Linked DNA regions of Homo sapiens: region 2 is linked to region 1. A link is a contact called in ENCODE Hi-C or POLR2A ChIA-PET data. All regions are on one chromosome and are shown on one strand. The core of a region is the stretch at or near the end of the contact, and the rest is flanking DNA. Distances in the headings are between cores, read along the strand shown.

Evidence for each region. Hi-C counts contacts between places; a loop is a spot of excess contacts on that map. ChIA-PET counts read pairs that join two places held with the same protein, here RNA polymerase II (POLR2A). Pooled maps may share reads with other maps.
Region 2: a loop to region 1 is called in a pooled map, with 5 times the contacts of the local background. The contact joins the enhancer-like site here to the promoter of CSTF2 in region 1. A Hi-C loop is called at or near these places in 2 of 168 maps with a recorded cell type or tissue (PC-3 and chondrocyte), 1 of 37 single-sample maps with no recorded cell type and 9 of 50 pooled maps. POLR2A ChIA-PET finds 5 or more read pairs at or near these places in 1 of 52 experiments (activated CD8-positive, alpha-beta memory T cell).

What each region holds. Positions count from the first base shown.
Region 1 is chrX:100,814,462-100,822,022 of GRCh38, forward strand. It overlaps CSTF2 (cleavage stimulation factor subunit 2), which reads left to right and starts at 5,930. Exons shown (of 14, transcript NM_001325.3): 1 at 5,930-6,013; 2 at 7,066-7,144. The coding sequence starts at 5,956. RefSeq lists enhancers at 5,602-5,661, 5,672-5,721, 6,002-6,161.
Region 2 is chrX:100,991,981-100,999,541 of GRCh38, forward strand. It overlaps a transcript of TRMT2B not described here. Among named protein-coding and RNA genes, the nearest start is that of ARL13A, 26 kb to the left of the region's middle. Within about 2 kb of position 3,636, at least 5 of the 41 ENCODE cell types and tissues checked have a DNase peak (open chromatin) inside an H3K27ac peak, as active enhancers do; they include PC-3, where a contact is called at or near this core.

The DNA of each region.
Region 1 (7,561 bases), core at 4,680-7,179:
TAACCACTAGAGAAATACAAATCAAAACCATAATGAAATACCATTTCACACCCCCTAGGATGGCTATTATAAAAAACAGAAAATAACAAATGTTGGCAAGGATATGGAGAAATTGGAACTCTTGTGCATTGCTGTAGGAATGTAAAATGGTGCAACCACTGTCAAAAAGAGTATGACAGTTTCTCAACAGATCAAACATAAAATTACCATGTATATTAGTCAAGGTTCTCCACAGAGACAAAACCAATAGGCTATATATAGAGAGAAAGATACAAGAGGGGATTTATTAGGGGAATTGGCTCATGTGATTATGGAGGCTGATAAGTCCCACAACAGGCTTTCTGCAAATTGGAGACCTTAGAATGCCAGTAGCATGGCCCCATTCAAGTCTGAAGGCATGAGAACCCAGGGGGCTGCTAGAGTCCAAAGGATAAAGAGCCTGGAGTGCTGATGTCTAAGGGCAGGAGAAGAGTGTATCCCACCTGCAAGAGCGAGAAAAATCTCTCTGCTATTTTTGTTCTATCCTGGCTCCAGCTGATTAGATGGTGCCTGCCCACATTGAGGGCAAATCTTCCCCACTTAGTCCACTCACACTCACATGCCAATATCCTCTGTAAACACACTCACAGAAACACCAAAAAATAATGCTTCACCTGTTCTCTAGTTATTCCTTAATCCAGACAAGTTGACACCTAAAACTAATCATCACACCATGGGACCTAGCAATTCCACTTCTGGGCACAAAAGAACTGAAAGCCGGGACTCAAAGAGATACTTGTATACCCATGTTCATAGCAGTATGATTCACAATGGCCAAAAGGTGAAAGCAACCCAAGTGTCCATTAACAGATGAATAAACAAAATGTGTATTTATATATAATATATATACAATAAAATATTCAGTCTTAAAAACTAAAGAAATTCTGACACATGGATAACATAGATGAACCTTAAAGACATTATGCTAAGTGAAATAAGTCAACCACAGAGGGACAAATATTGTATGATTCTACTTACATGATGTACCTAGAGTAGTCAAATTCATAGAGACAGAAAGTAGAACAGTGGTTGTTAGGGGCTACGAGGAGGGGATGGGCAGTTAGCATTTAATGGGTATGAAGTTTCATTTTGGGAAAATAAAAAAATTCTGGAGATGAATGGTGGAGACTGGCGCACAACAATATGAATGTACTTAATGACCCTGAACTGTACACTTAAAAATGGCTAAAATGGTAAATTTTAAGTTATTTATATTTTACTACAAAAAAAAGGTAACATACTAAAATGATCTCATGGGTTTTGTGAGAATCAAATGAGATCCATGTAGAGAAGCCTTGTAGTCTATATAGCCCTTCGCAAATGTTAGCTCTTCTTAGTCATTATCACTCCATTTTCCCCAATCTGATACCATTATCCACACACTTTACCCAGCCACACTTACCCAACAGCACACTGTTTGAGTTTGAGTGCTATCTGGTGAATACTCATCTTCATTTTGCTAAACCCTGGATGCCATGTGCTAGCCAACAATATCCTATTGTTCTGGTTCTTAAACAAAACAAAATCTCAAAGACTTCTTCCTCTTACCTAGTTTTACCCAATGATTGGCTTTGAAGCAGTCCTTATTCAGTAATAAGAGGTCACCATGCCATGGCCAAGAATAGGGCAAATCTTCCTCCAATTCAGTTGAACTCCCTGGCCGTCTAGCAAACAACATATCTCATAACACATCCTTTGAGCAGGTGAACAACTCTGAACCTTCTTTGAAGGAACAGGATTCTGGGAAAGGAATAAAAGAAATGCATGCAGTGTGTATTGAGAATAAAATCTATTAGCTAAGAAATAAAAAATGAAAATGCTACAACATGATCAGTTTTGATGGACTAGACAACTCTCTGTAGAGTAGCCACAGGGCTGAACCCTCAAATATTCCCAGAAAGTATAGACATTGCTGTAGAACCAGCCTGATAATGCAGCAGTGCAGAACTTAAGAATGATATTTCTTTCTAGAAAGCAGACCAATTGATATCTTCATCCTGTTATTGATCAGAATCCACGTCAGCATTCAGGTGCTCTCTGGCTACAAGTTTCCTTAGCTCTTGCAGGCGCTGCTCATTGAAGATTTCTCTTAACACAGGTAATGCTACCAGTCTCATCTGGCACCTTTTTCATGCAATGACAACTATCCAGGAGTTGCTGCCTTTCCAGATATCCCCTGCGAGACCAATGAGGGATTTTATTCCATGACTCTTTGAAGAGGTTCAAACATGGATCAAACATGAAGTAGTATGTACCCCAGCCTTAGAAATTTAATCTTTTATGACTGGGAGAAAGAACCCAAGTCTCTGTGCCTTCACAGTCTTGAATATCTCTGCTTGTTTCACTTACGTTTACCTCACTCAAGATTCTTAGTGTCATCGACATGACTGGTTAAGAACTCAGGACTTTTCAACAAAGTTTTCTGCCAGTGCCCCACAAATCATGACTGTGGTCTCCCAAATTCTTTGATTCTCCACTAGGTTCCCTTTCTCCTCCATTCAAAGCCCCAAATAACATTTACCCTATATATTTAGTCCCGTTTTTTGTAGAAATGCTTCTTTGCTTGTGTTCCCCCTACCTTTTCATATCATACCTACATCGTTAACTGAGGCTCAGTCATAACATCAACAACAGCATGAAACATCCCACCTTCTGTCTTCATTTTGCTATAAACTGGAGGCAAAGGAAATGCTGTCACTCAGGGAGTATATCAATGAAGGGAAAGACTCTCACAAGACAGGCACTGAGGCAGGAGTCACTAGCACACAGTGTATAAGTGAAATCTAAATATAAAAAAGCAAGCACTTGGGATACATCCCTTGCACACACCTCCTCTTTTATAACCAGTAGAGTGAAGTTGGTTGCTGAAGTCACAGAATCAATAGTCTATTTCCCACAGACGGCTGATGATAGCAGAACAAGCCCTGGCTAAGTCCCCCACCCTTTTCTTGAGTAGCTCATTGTTATGAGCCACGGACCCACCATCACCAGGTCACATGTTCTGTACTCTTTCCTAAAAACAGTGACAAAATATGCTGAGCCATCCATATTTCCTCAGTTACATTGAGAGGCAGGAGATATAACAATTAAGCAGTCTCTGGAGCCAGAGCAACCTGAGCTCAAACCATGCCTTAGCTTGCTTGTTGTGGGACCTAGGCAAAGTTACTGAAACTTCTTTAGACATGTTTATCAATAAAATGGGTACAGTTGACTGGCTCCAAGATTTCTTGACCTCTTGATGTATTTGCCCTGCATAATTCCTAAGACTGTGATTATAATGGATTTTACTCTTATGATTAGGTTTTCACATAGCACAGTTGACTTTAATACAGGGAGATTATCTGGGTAGGCCTTGCCTAAACACAAGAGCCATTTAAAAGCAGAGTTCTCCCCAGCTGGTCAAAAGAGAGAATCTCTGGTCAGAGATTCACAGCATAAGAAGGTTTCAATGTGCCATCACTGGCTCTGAGATGTAGAAACCCACATGTAAGGACCAAAAAGAAGCCCTTAGGAGCTAAGAGCTACAGCCCTCCAGCCAATAGCCAGCAAAGAAACAAGGACCTCGGTCCTACAACCACAGCCAACCAAATTCTGCCAACAAGAAAAATGAGCTTGGAAGCTGATTCTTCTCCCAAAGATTCCAGATAAGAGTACAACACCTTGATTTCAGCCTTGTGAGATCCTAAGCAAAGAACCCACTCATGTCCACCCAAACTTCTGACCTACAGAACTGTGAGCTAACAAATGAGTGTTGTAAGCCACTAAGTTTGTGGAAATTTGTTACACAGCAATAGAAAACTAATACAATGAGGACACAGCAAGTGCTTAATAAATGTTAGCTTTTATTATTACTAACTCATTGGGATCAGCTACACAGTTGTAAGAAGGCTAAAGTAAAAATTATTTATGCAAGGCTGGCAGTGCAACATAGCATTCAGATCCAGGGTCCATTTGGTCTAATATGGCTGATATTAAGTGTTTCTCAAGGGGAGAGACATTATTGGCATTCAGTGGGGGGAGGGGTTCATCCTGTAGAACTGCCTTGGACATGGCAGTCCATTTATCATCTCTGGCTTCTCTTCCCCTAGCAGTAGTCATTGCAACAACTGAAAATGCCACTGTACATTTCCAAAAATGCTCCTCCACAAGGGTTGAGAACTTTGAGAACTACTTTAAGGGAAATTTCATAAGAAAGCATGCGTGTCTTAAATGCTGCCATAAAGCTACCTCAATAACTACAATGCTACTCAAATTACCTGACCCTAAGAATCGCCAGTGGCACTTGTTTAAATATAACGATTCCCAAGTTCTTTCCCTGGAGTCCCATTCCATAGGGCTGGGGTGGAGCCCCAGGAATCTATACTCTTACTCAAAGACCCCAGGTTAATCTTTTGTTTATGTAAGTTTGCCAAACACTGAGTTAGAAATATACTCAGCCGTACATGCATTTAGCAAAAGTTCACCACAACGGAACAATGACACACCAAAACTCTTTGAAACTGTGCCTTCTACAGAGCTGTAAATCTCCTTTTGGACCATTCCATTACACAAGGTGTCCTCTTGGTCACACAGTGATTGCAAATGGGACTCTAGAGTCATGGAAATGGGTATACTCTTCTCAAACTTTCCATCTTTACCAGAATTACTTCTTAAAGTGATATGCTTCATGGTGTAAACTAGCACTTATTAATTTTTTCTAAATATTTATCATATTTCATATACTTTTATTTTGGAGATGGAGTTTCGCTCTTGTTGCCCAGGCTGGAGCGCAATGGCAGATCTCGGATCACCGCAACATCCATCTCCCGGGTTCAAGCGATTCTCTGGCCTCAGCCTCCTGAGCAGCTGGGATTACAGGCATGCGCCACCACGCCCGGCTAATTTTGTATTTTTAGTAGAAAAGGGGTTCTCCATGTTGGCCAGGCTGGTCTCCAACTCCCGACCTCAGGTGATGCGCCCGCCTCGGCCTCCCAAAGTGTTGGCATTACAGGCATGAGCCACCGCGCCCGGCCCATATACTTTTAATACATGTGGAATTAATAAAAACGTCCATGCCTCCAATTCCGTGGCTATTTTACCGTCTTCCTTTTTCGGACAAGTCCCTCAAAGGTAGCGCTCTTGGCTCCTTCCTTTGCTTATCCCCTAACCCTGTCCTCCTGAGGTGCCCCCTGGATTTCCTCCAACCCCGGCAGGGTCTGCCTTTCCGGGATGATACAACGACCTGCCCTGCATGCCATATCCCAGGCGCGTGGGCACCAAAGTGTGGAAAAACCGATGAATGACGTTTTCTGTTTCCGATACTCTGCCTGCCAGAATCCCCTGCCGCACCGCCCCACCACGAAGCACATGGAACCCACGGACTACACGAGGACAGAGGTCTGTTCTCCCTTTACCTCTCCCATTTCTTTAACTATGCTTCTCTCGGCTGGCATGCCCTTTCCTCATCTCACTCCACACACGAACAGGTTTAGCAAATAATATGCACGCTGCTGGGACGGGCCCAAGCATTTCCCTCCCTTGATAGGGCGGAACTAAAATGCAAGCCCCACAGTTGTCAGCAAAGGACTTCCCTGTTACCATGGTAAAGCCGCTGCGCCTTTATTGTGGTTGAGGAGTACTTGCATCAACCTAAGAGAAAATTAATAAGAAGGAAGTCTGCAGGCTGAAACCCTTCAAATTAGCCTGGACTCGCCTGCATCTGGCTCGGAACAGAGTTAATCTCAGGAGTGAGAATATAGCCCTCCGGTGGACGCAACTCGCGCCTGCGGCTAACAGAATGTCTCCAGGGGAGGGGCTCTGCGTCCGTTCCGCCCAGGCCCTTCCGGCTCACGCGCCGTACGGAAGCGTGCTCAGCGCTGGGCTTGTGCTCCGTACGGAAGTGTGCTTTGGCGCACCGGAAGCCGACTCAACAGAGCTATGGCGGGTTTGACTGTGAGAGACCCAGCGGTGGATCGTTCTCTACGTTCTGTGTTCGGTGAGAGGAATTCGTTGTAGTCAAGCTTCGGGGAGGGACTCCCCTCTGCACCTTCTATCTCATGAATCGCTACCGGAGCCGCTGACGGTTCGGACGTGCAGTTCTCCCTGCTTATCCTGTAGGGCGTCCAACCTGGTGGACTCATGAGCAAAGAGATATTCCCATTCTGCCGAGGTCTCGTAGGCTTTCCGCAATATCAGTGGGGAAGTTAGACTAGCGTTCAGCTTCTGTGCGTTTCTCCTTTCATGAGCTTCAATTATTCTCTAGAGGAGAAGGCTCACGGTAACAGCTCCTCACTGTCCCGTACTACTTCTCATCCTCTGCCCCAGAATACAGACTATATGCTGAGGGTATAGATCCTAGTGTCCACTTACTGTCCTCTCCTAAGGACTTTCATCCTTTGCTTTTTATCTGTAACATTTTAGTGCATCAATAGTGGTAGCGGCCACCTGGTGTCCTGAGATGGCTTGTAAGTGAATGAATGAATGAACTATTAAGATCTCCTCAGAGGAATTTTAAAAAGGATCGAAACGATTCTGAATTATCTTTTTGGCTGAAATAAGTTGTTTTTAAAAATACGTGTGATTATTTTAGAGTACCATTTGAAAGGGACATGACAAAGTAGTTCAGAATACTTTTTAAACATCTTTCACTACATTCATCGTCATTCTCCCTTAAATGTTGTATGTGTGGAAATACATAGGAACCTGTTTTAAAAATTATATTAAATAACATTGATATTTTTTGTAGTCACTGATGAGACTTGCAGATCTTTAGGTAAATACCAGTGCCAAAGTATTTATTTGCACCAAAGTTAAGGAAAATCTAACACGTGTCAGATCAGTCTGAGAACTAACATTTGAGAGTACCTACACATTTTGTATTTAGTTTCAGTGGTATATTTCCTTTGTTAAGAGGTCTGAAGAAATACAATGGAATTGGGATTGGAGAACACTATTTTGAGTCTTATATTTGATGATATAAGTTTACTTTCTCACTAAAGATCTATGTTATAAACTCAGAATTTTAATGTTACCTATTTTCTTCCTTAGTGGGGAACATTCCTTATGAAGCTACTGAAGAGCAGTTGAAGGACATCTTTTCTGAGGTTGGACCTGTTGTTAGTTTCAGGTGAGATCCCCTTTTCCTTCATGGTGGGAGCTTCTTAAAAATCACCACAGATTTGGCTCTTAGTAATAATGGCAGGTTTTCTTTACTGGTGACTTTTCACATACATTTTGTTCTTGTAACAGCTTTATTGAGATATAATTGATACACTATACAATTGACATTTATTCTTACCTAAAATATGTTTTTTTCGTTAAAAATGTTTTTTAGGCAGGGCATAGTGACTCAAGCCTGTAATCCCAGCACTTTGGGAGGCCGAGGCAGGCGGATCACCTGGGGTCAGGAGTTCGAGACCAGCCTGACCAATGTGGTGAAACCTTGTCTCTACTAAAAATACAAAAATTAGCCGCCGTGGTGGCCCATGCCTGTAGTCCCAGCTACTCAGGAGGCTGAGACAGGAGAATTGCTTGAACCCGGGAG
Region 2 (7,561 bases), core at 2,386-4,885, 180 kb after region 1:
ACAGATTGGTAGGGTGACTATAATCATCTATTGTATACTTCAAAATAGCTTGAAGAGAATAACTCAAATGTTCTAGCATAAAGGCAAATATTAAAGGTGATGGATATCCCAATTACACTGATTTGATCTTCATAAATTAGATGATGTATTATCATACATACCCACAAAATGTGTACATATATATCAATTTAGAAATTAAATTGAATTTTAAAATTTGGGGGTGAGGAAAAAAAAAAGCAGAGCAGGGAATTCAATCCCGATCTTTCTGACTCTAGAGCTACTTAAAGCCAGAAAGAAAGAGAAAGCTTTATTTAAGAAAAAATGCTGGCCGGGTGCAGTGGCTCATGCCTAGCACCTTGGGAGGCCAAGGCAGGTGGATCACTTGAGGTCAGGAGTTCAAGACTAGCCTGGCCAATATAGTGAAACCCCATCTCTACTAAAAATACAAAAATTAGCCGGGCATGGTGGCACGAGCCTGTAACACCAGCTACTTGGGAGGCTGCGGTCGGAGAATCGCTTGAACCCCAGAGGTGGAGGTTGCAGTGAGCCGAGATTGCACCACTGCACTCCAGCCTGGGCAACAGAGTAAGATTCGGTCTCAAAAAAAAAATGTTGAAGTATATCCATGCCCGTGTCAGGAGAATTAAGTTAATATCAATAAGCACACCAATAGTGGTAGCACACATTGTTGATTCAGCACTTCCATTTTGCCAGGTGCTGGGCTAAGTGCTTTATATATATAATTACCTTTCATCTTCAAAACCCTCTGAAGTTGATTCTACCACCACCATCTTACAGAGGCAGAAAATGATGTTCAGAGAGGTTAAATAATTTTTCCCTGGGGACCCTGGGACAGGAGGTGGCAGAAATGGTTTTCAAACTAAGGTCCTACTCCATAACCCTTGCTCTACCCTATACCATCTCACCAAGCAGTATAAATGAACTAACTCATAACTGCTTCTGAGGGATAGAAACTTTGTACAGAAAGATCCCTCTTACAACCCCATCTGGAAGGTCTGACACTGTAGATGGTTGCATCATTTGCTCTTATCTTCAAGGAAACCATCCCAAGCACCTTATAGGTCTTTGATAGGATTCTGACTGAGGCACAGCTTAGAATTATGAAGCTGAAAGGAACCTTACAGAGCCTCTGGTCCAACCCCTGTTGTTATAAAAATGAGGAACTTGAGGTGCAGAGAGGTTAAGTGGCTTGCCCAAGATGGTACAGCTGATGGCTGGCAGAGCTGCTCCTAAAAATCCAGATCTCATGTGCCCAAGCCAGTGCTCTACTCTGTTCAAAAATACTGTATCCTCCCTGGGTCTTCTTTGGCCTTTCAGCCCATCTACCTTCCTCCAATTTGCCTGATAAATATCGCTGGAGAATTCTGCTGACAATCATTCTCACCTGGGGATGCAACAAATCTCTCTCCTGAATAAGAGTTTTATGAGGCAGGAGACTACGAATCAACAAACCGTAAGAAAATTGGATCATGCACATTTTATAACATGTGTGTTTATGAGGCAGGCATACTTTCTCAGCCAATAGAGAAGAGAAAGTGGATGGGAAAAAGGGATGGGATTGTACCCTATGAAGGTGAGCTGGGTGAAGAATCTAAGTTGAACAACATCTAACACAACTGAATTTCAGTATATTGGCATACTTCCTTTTGTGCAATGTAGGTGTTCCTGGGTGTCAACCAAATTTTCCTACATAGAATCTATCAATCACAAAAAGTTATTTAGATACCCTCCTCCCAATACAATCAGTGTACCCTTAGTCATGTAAAGAAAAAAAATCTCTTTTTGAGTGAATCTTAATTGTGTTGCTACAGGCTGTTAATATACTTTCCAAACCTCTTACCAAGCTGGGTGACCAGGCAATTTCCCCCAGTGAAGGCAGGAATAACAGTGCCTACCTCAAAGGCCTGCTGTAAAGTTTAAAAGGGATGATACACACAAAAATGTTTAGAATAGTGCCTGGCACACCCTAAGTAGGATATTAAATATTAGCTACTATTATGTTGATTTAGGGAAGGAGCTCGGTGAGATCATTAGAAAGCTATAGTCCCCCTTCTGGGATAGGTATCCACTTTTCTGTAGAAAACAACCCAAAGAGAGATGTCTTAGACTGTCAAGTACAAAGTGAATAGAGAATCTAGGGTAATTACAACCAACGCCTCCCATATTTTTCTCTTTCAGAATCCTAAATCTGCCAAAGAGGTTTTACAAATCTCTTTCTCAGTGGGGCAGCCCAGGGACCAAGAAATGGATAGTTTCTTGAGCCTGGAGGGCAAATTTTCTTAAAGGCAAGTGGTTGCCTTGGGGTTTCTTTTCTTTAGTTGTCAATGTCTTGGTCACTCTCCAAGATGTTTAGAATGTAGCTCCCGTCAGAGGCACTTGCAGCTTATGAATGACCCTGGCCTATCATTCACTCATATGGCTCTGGGTATGTTTCTATCTTATCTTTCAGGGACAGACCTGGGCTTTCTGACTAGAGAATTCACTATGAATAGGTAGAGAGGTCCTTCTGCTCTGAATGGTTTTCAATTCCTGCACTCCAGTCCTCACTTGTCATTCATGTGTTAGGTCTACCTGCCAGTAGCACTCTGTCAGCAGGGTTGTTAAGCAATCTATGACCTCTGTAGGAAATGAGTCATATAGTTAGCACGCAGCAAAGGTTAAGAAAGAACAGTGATAATTCAGGGTTGGAGCATGGAAACCAGTAGTAGCTAAACTAGTTATAAATCCCCCAGAGATTCAAGTGTTGGGTGTTTGGGCCATACCAGTTGTGTTTTTATTTTTGTTTTAGTGGCAGGGTCTTGCTCTATCACCCAGATTGTAGCGCAGTGCCACAGTCATAGCTTGCTGCAACCTCGAACTCCTGGGCTTAAGCAATCCTCCCACCTTGGCATCCCAAAGTGCTGAGACTACAGGTGTGAGCCACTGTGCCCAGCCCCAGTTGTGTTTTGAATATTGTTCTTTCCTCTCAATAACATCTTCAAATCACTTATTTTCAAGGCAGTTGCTACTGGCAAGATGTAATAAGTGCACTCAACACAACATCACTCTTCTCAGGAGAATCCTGCCAACTAGTATTCTTAACCATAAGATGGCTATGACTGACTTAAGGGTCAAGCCTGGACTCACTGCTTTGTTACTCAACCCTGTAAACCCTTTATTGGAAGACCAAAACTTAAATTTCTGACATGAAAGTGTATAGAGAATGAGAACTGTCACCCAACTTTCCAATACTGAAACCATCCCCTCATCCCGCTGTATTTTTATAGCTGCAACTAAAAGAACTATAGCCATGGCACCCCTGATCTGTACCTTATTCCTTCAGCTGTAATAAAATGTTCTCCCACTCCCCTTGCCTTTTTTCTCATGTCAAGCTCTGGAGGAAACAATTGTTATCCCAGGAAGGAGAAGGTGGCAGATGCTTTCTGCTATTGGCACATAGATAATATCAGCTCAGGGGGAATGTACTTCCACCCCTGTGCCCAGTAAGTGCCAGGATCTGGTCCAGGGAGGCTGAGGTGGCTCTGCTGTTGGGTGGTGGGAGAGCAATGTTAACAAAGCACTCAGGCTGTGCTGTGCACTGATGACTCAGGAATCCCACGCGATCCCACGCTCATGCTAGTCGCCACATCCAGGAACTAAAATAGACCTCTGGTGCTATGAGACAGCAGGCCTTTAGATCTGCTCAGAAAAATAAGCCCGGTCCTAACAACTGGCATGCTATTCAATACAATGGAATGTTACACAGCCATTAAAGATGGCAATTATGTGCACTGTGTGGGTGGAAACCAGAATGTGAAATAATGTTAAGTGAAAACAGCAGAATAGGAAAGAGCAGATATACATGCTGATCCTAACTATGTAAAGCATACATATAAGAGCACTTCTCTAAAGAACTTAAAAGAATGAAGAGTTCCACAGTTCTTTTACATTCCACACCCCCTACTCCAACACATTCTTAATATACATTTTTTTTTTTTTAGAAAATTGTCATGCTGATTACACTAGGTTACAAAGACACCTGTCTTTTAGCTAACACAGGAGTTAACTCCACTGATAATGTGGTTCAGGGACTAAAGGAGAACTGAATACTAAGGGGGCTGGTGCCCCATCATTTGGAGCAACGTGGATGGAACTAGAGGTCATTATGTTAAATGAAATAAGCCAGGCACACAAAGACAAATATCGTATGTTCTCACTCATATTTGGGTGCTAACAAAGTTATCTCATGGAGGTAGAGAATAGAATGATAGATACCAGAGGCTGGGAAGGGTGGAGCGGGGAGCGGAGAAAGAGATGTCGGTTAATGAATACAAACATACAGTTATAATAGAAGGAATAAGTTCTAATGTCCAATAGCACAGTAGGGTGACTATAGTTAACAATCATTTATTGTATATTTCAAAACAGCTAGAAGAGTTTAAACATTCCCAACAAAGAAAAAATGTTTGAGGCAACAAATATCTCAATTACCCTGATCTGATCATTACACATTGTATGCATATATCGAAACATCACATGAAAAAATATGTGCAACTATTATGTATCAACAAAAATGGCCTGGATCGTTCCTCTTCCTCCCCTCGCCCCCTTATGTTCAGGGAACTTGCTCAAACACAATTACCATTTCAGGTTTGGCACTACAGTGAGAAATTCCTTCCTAACTCCAAGCCGACCAAATAAGTCTAAGATGGGAGATTAAGAAAATTTACATTTCCAGCCTGGGCAACATAGCGAGACCTCATCTCTACTAACGATCAAAAATTAGCCAGGCATGTTGGCACATGCCTGTAGTCCCAGCTACTCAGGAGGCTGAAAAAAAAGGGTCACTTGAGCCCAGGAGACTGAGGTTGCAGTGAGCTATAATCACAGCACTGTACCCAGCCTGGGCAACAGAGTGAGACGCTACTCAAAAAACAAAAAACCAAAAAATAACTTATATTGAACCTCTTTTAGTTGGGCCACTGTGTTTTGAACTAGCCTTGCTTATATGGAAAGAAAGGAACTAGATTTTTTTTTTGATAGGCTTCTATAAGTTCCATATTTGTAAAAGAATTGTTGCACACTACCCCTCTTGTCACCTTGTCAGGGTTGGTACTTACAGTCAGTCAAACATCTAGCACATATCTGGGTATCTGAGTGAGTAAAATTCTCTCCCTCGAGATGTGGCCTTAACACCTTTCCAGACCTGGTTTTTCTAGAATTAGCTTTCAATCAGTATATTTAGTTTTCCAAAGACTATAGTTAGTTTCTTTTAACTTTGCATTTTGAAATAATTTTAGATTTACTCAAGAGTTGTAACTGTAGTTCAGAAAGTTCATGTATACCCTTCACCTAGCTTCCCCTAACGGTAGCATCTCATCTTCTGGTACACTGATCAAAACTATCACATTAACATTATCATCATACTAGTTACTAGACAACAGACTTTATTTAGACTTCGGTGTTTTCACTAATGTCCTTTTTGTTGTTGTTGTTCAAGATTTAATTCAGGATCCCATACAACATTTATAGATTGGTTAGTTTACAAAAAAAATCCTACAAACAGGTTTCCTCTTAAGGAGTTGAAAGGGTAAGCTAGTAGGTGTTCTAAGCAAGTTATGATCCTGAGCCACTCTACCCAGAAGGGAACTCCATCACTTCTGTACCAAAGCCCTTAATCCAAGACGCCTCATCACAGTTATTTTCAGAAAACATGTCTTACATTAGCACTTCTCGCAGTAGTACAAAATGATTTGACAAGTAGGTTATTTTTAGCAACCAACATTATGAAGGTGACAAAATGAGAGAAATAGCCTTCCTTGTCTGCTTTCTATGCTTCATTTTTCTTCAAACCGTATATAAATTTTTACTAAAAGCTGTAATATTTGACTAAAACATAAATGCTGAGAAACACCCACACCAACAGGGAAGGGACTCTGCGATGTGTTTGGTTTGACTTGCCTAAAATTAATTATTGAAAACACAGAAAATTGGCCTGGTGCAGTGGCTCACGCCTGTAATCCCAGCACTTTGGGAAGCTGAAGTGGGCGGATCACTTGAGGTCAGGCGTTTGAGACCAGCCTGGCCAACATGGTGAAATCCCATCCCATCTCTACTAAAAATACAAAAATTAGCCGGGCGTGGTGGTACATGCCTGTAATCCCAGCTACTCAGGAGGCTGAGGCAGGAGAATCACTTGAACCCGGGAGGCAGAGGTTGCAGTGAGCCAGGATCATGCCACTGCACTCCAGCCTGGGTGACAGAGTGAGACTCCATCTCAAAAAAAAAAAAAAAAAGAAGAAAACTTACAGGAAACAAATTATTTTTGCCAGTTAATCTCAATAATGGGAAGGGAAAGCAGGCTATGACATTCATTTATTTGTCAACAAATAATCGGATGATTAAGAATGACACCCATTACAAAATTAGCCAGGCGTGGTGGCGCATGCCTGTAATCCCAGCTACTCGGGAGACTGAGGCAGAAGAATCACCTGAACCCAGGAGGTGGAAGTTGCAGTGAGCCAAGATGGTGCCACCACACTCCAGCCTGGGCGACAGAGCGAGATTCTGTCGCAAAAAAAAAAAAAAAAAAACGACACCCATTTCATGCATGCTATGTGCCAAGCAATTTGCAAAGTGTTTTATATATACACAGATTGTTTCACTAATTGGTCACAGCAATCTCCATGAGATAAGTGCTATTATTATCCTTATTTTACATGGAGATGGGTGGTAAAAAGAGCATTGGAGAGGTCAAGTAACTTGTCCTAGATCACAGAGCATGTAAGTGATAGAGTCAGGATTTAGGCCAGGTCAGCCTGACTCCAAAACTGCTCTGCTTGGCCAGTATGCTATATCGCCTATCTAAGCACCTGCCATATTTCAGACACTGTGCTAGGTGTTACATATACAACAGTGACCAAGATATAGCTCTTGTCCTCTTAAACCTTACAGTCTAGTTGGAGGAGACAGACTACTAAACAGTTTAGTATAGCCCTCTCTGATATTCCTTGGCTTGGTTACGTATAAAGGTAATCAGTAAAGGCAAATGGTAAATACCAATATCCTGAAATATTTCAATTCCTTTTGTAGATCCTCAGAGCAAAGGCCTCTCCCCTCCATGTATCATGAATGTCCCTAACAGTCACAAATGGACTTGAGGATATTTACATGTTCCTCCATTGTGTGGCTCTGGGCCACATGTGGGCACTGCCACCCTGCTTAGTCTCCTTTGAAGAGAGACAATGAGAAACAATGTGGAAATACATGTATTAATGAAATAGAATCACCTGATGGAAAATTGTTAAGTGTCAGACATAATAGCTGTATTTCATTTCAATTGTCCTTTTGCACTAACATTAATTGGCAAGTACTAAGGGAGCTTCATGACTGCACTTTATGGGCATGCCATTTTGAAATATATTCCTTAGGAAAGTGACAATGATGCCCCTGTAAGCTATAAATTTCCAATGTGATTTTGAAGATAAAGGGTTGGAAGACTTACATCTCAACAAATGACAATCATCTTCTCCCTTCCAGCCCAAAAACAATCAAAGGGCAT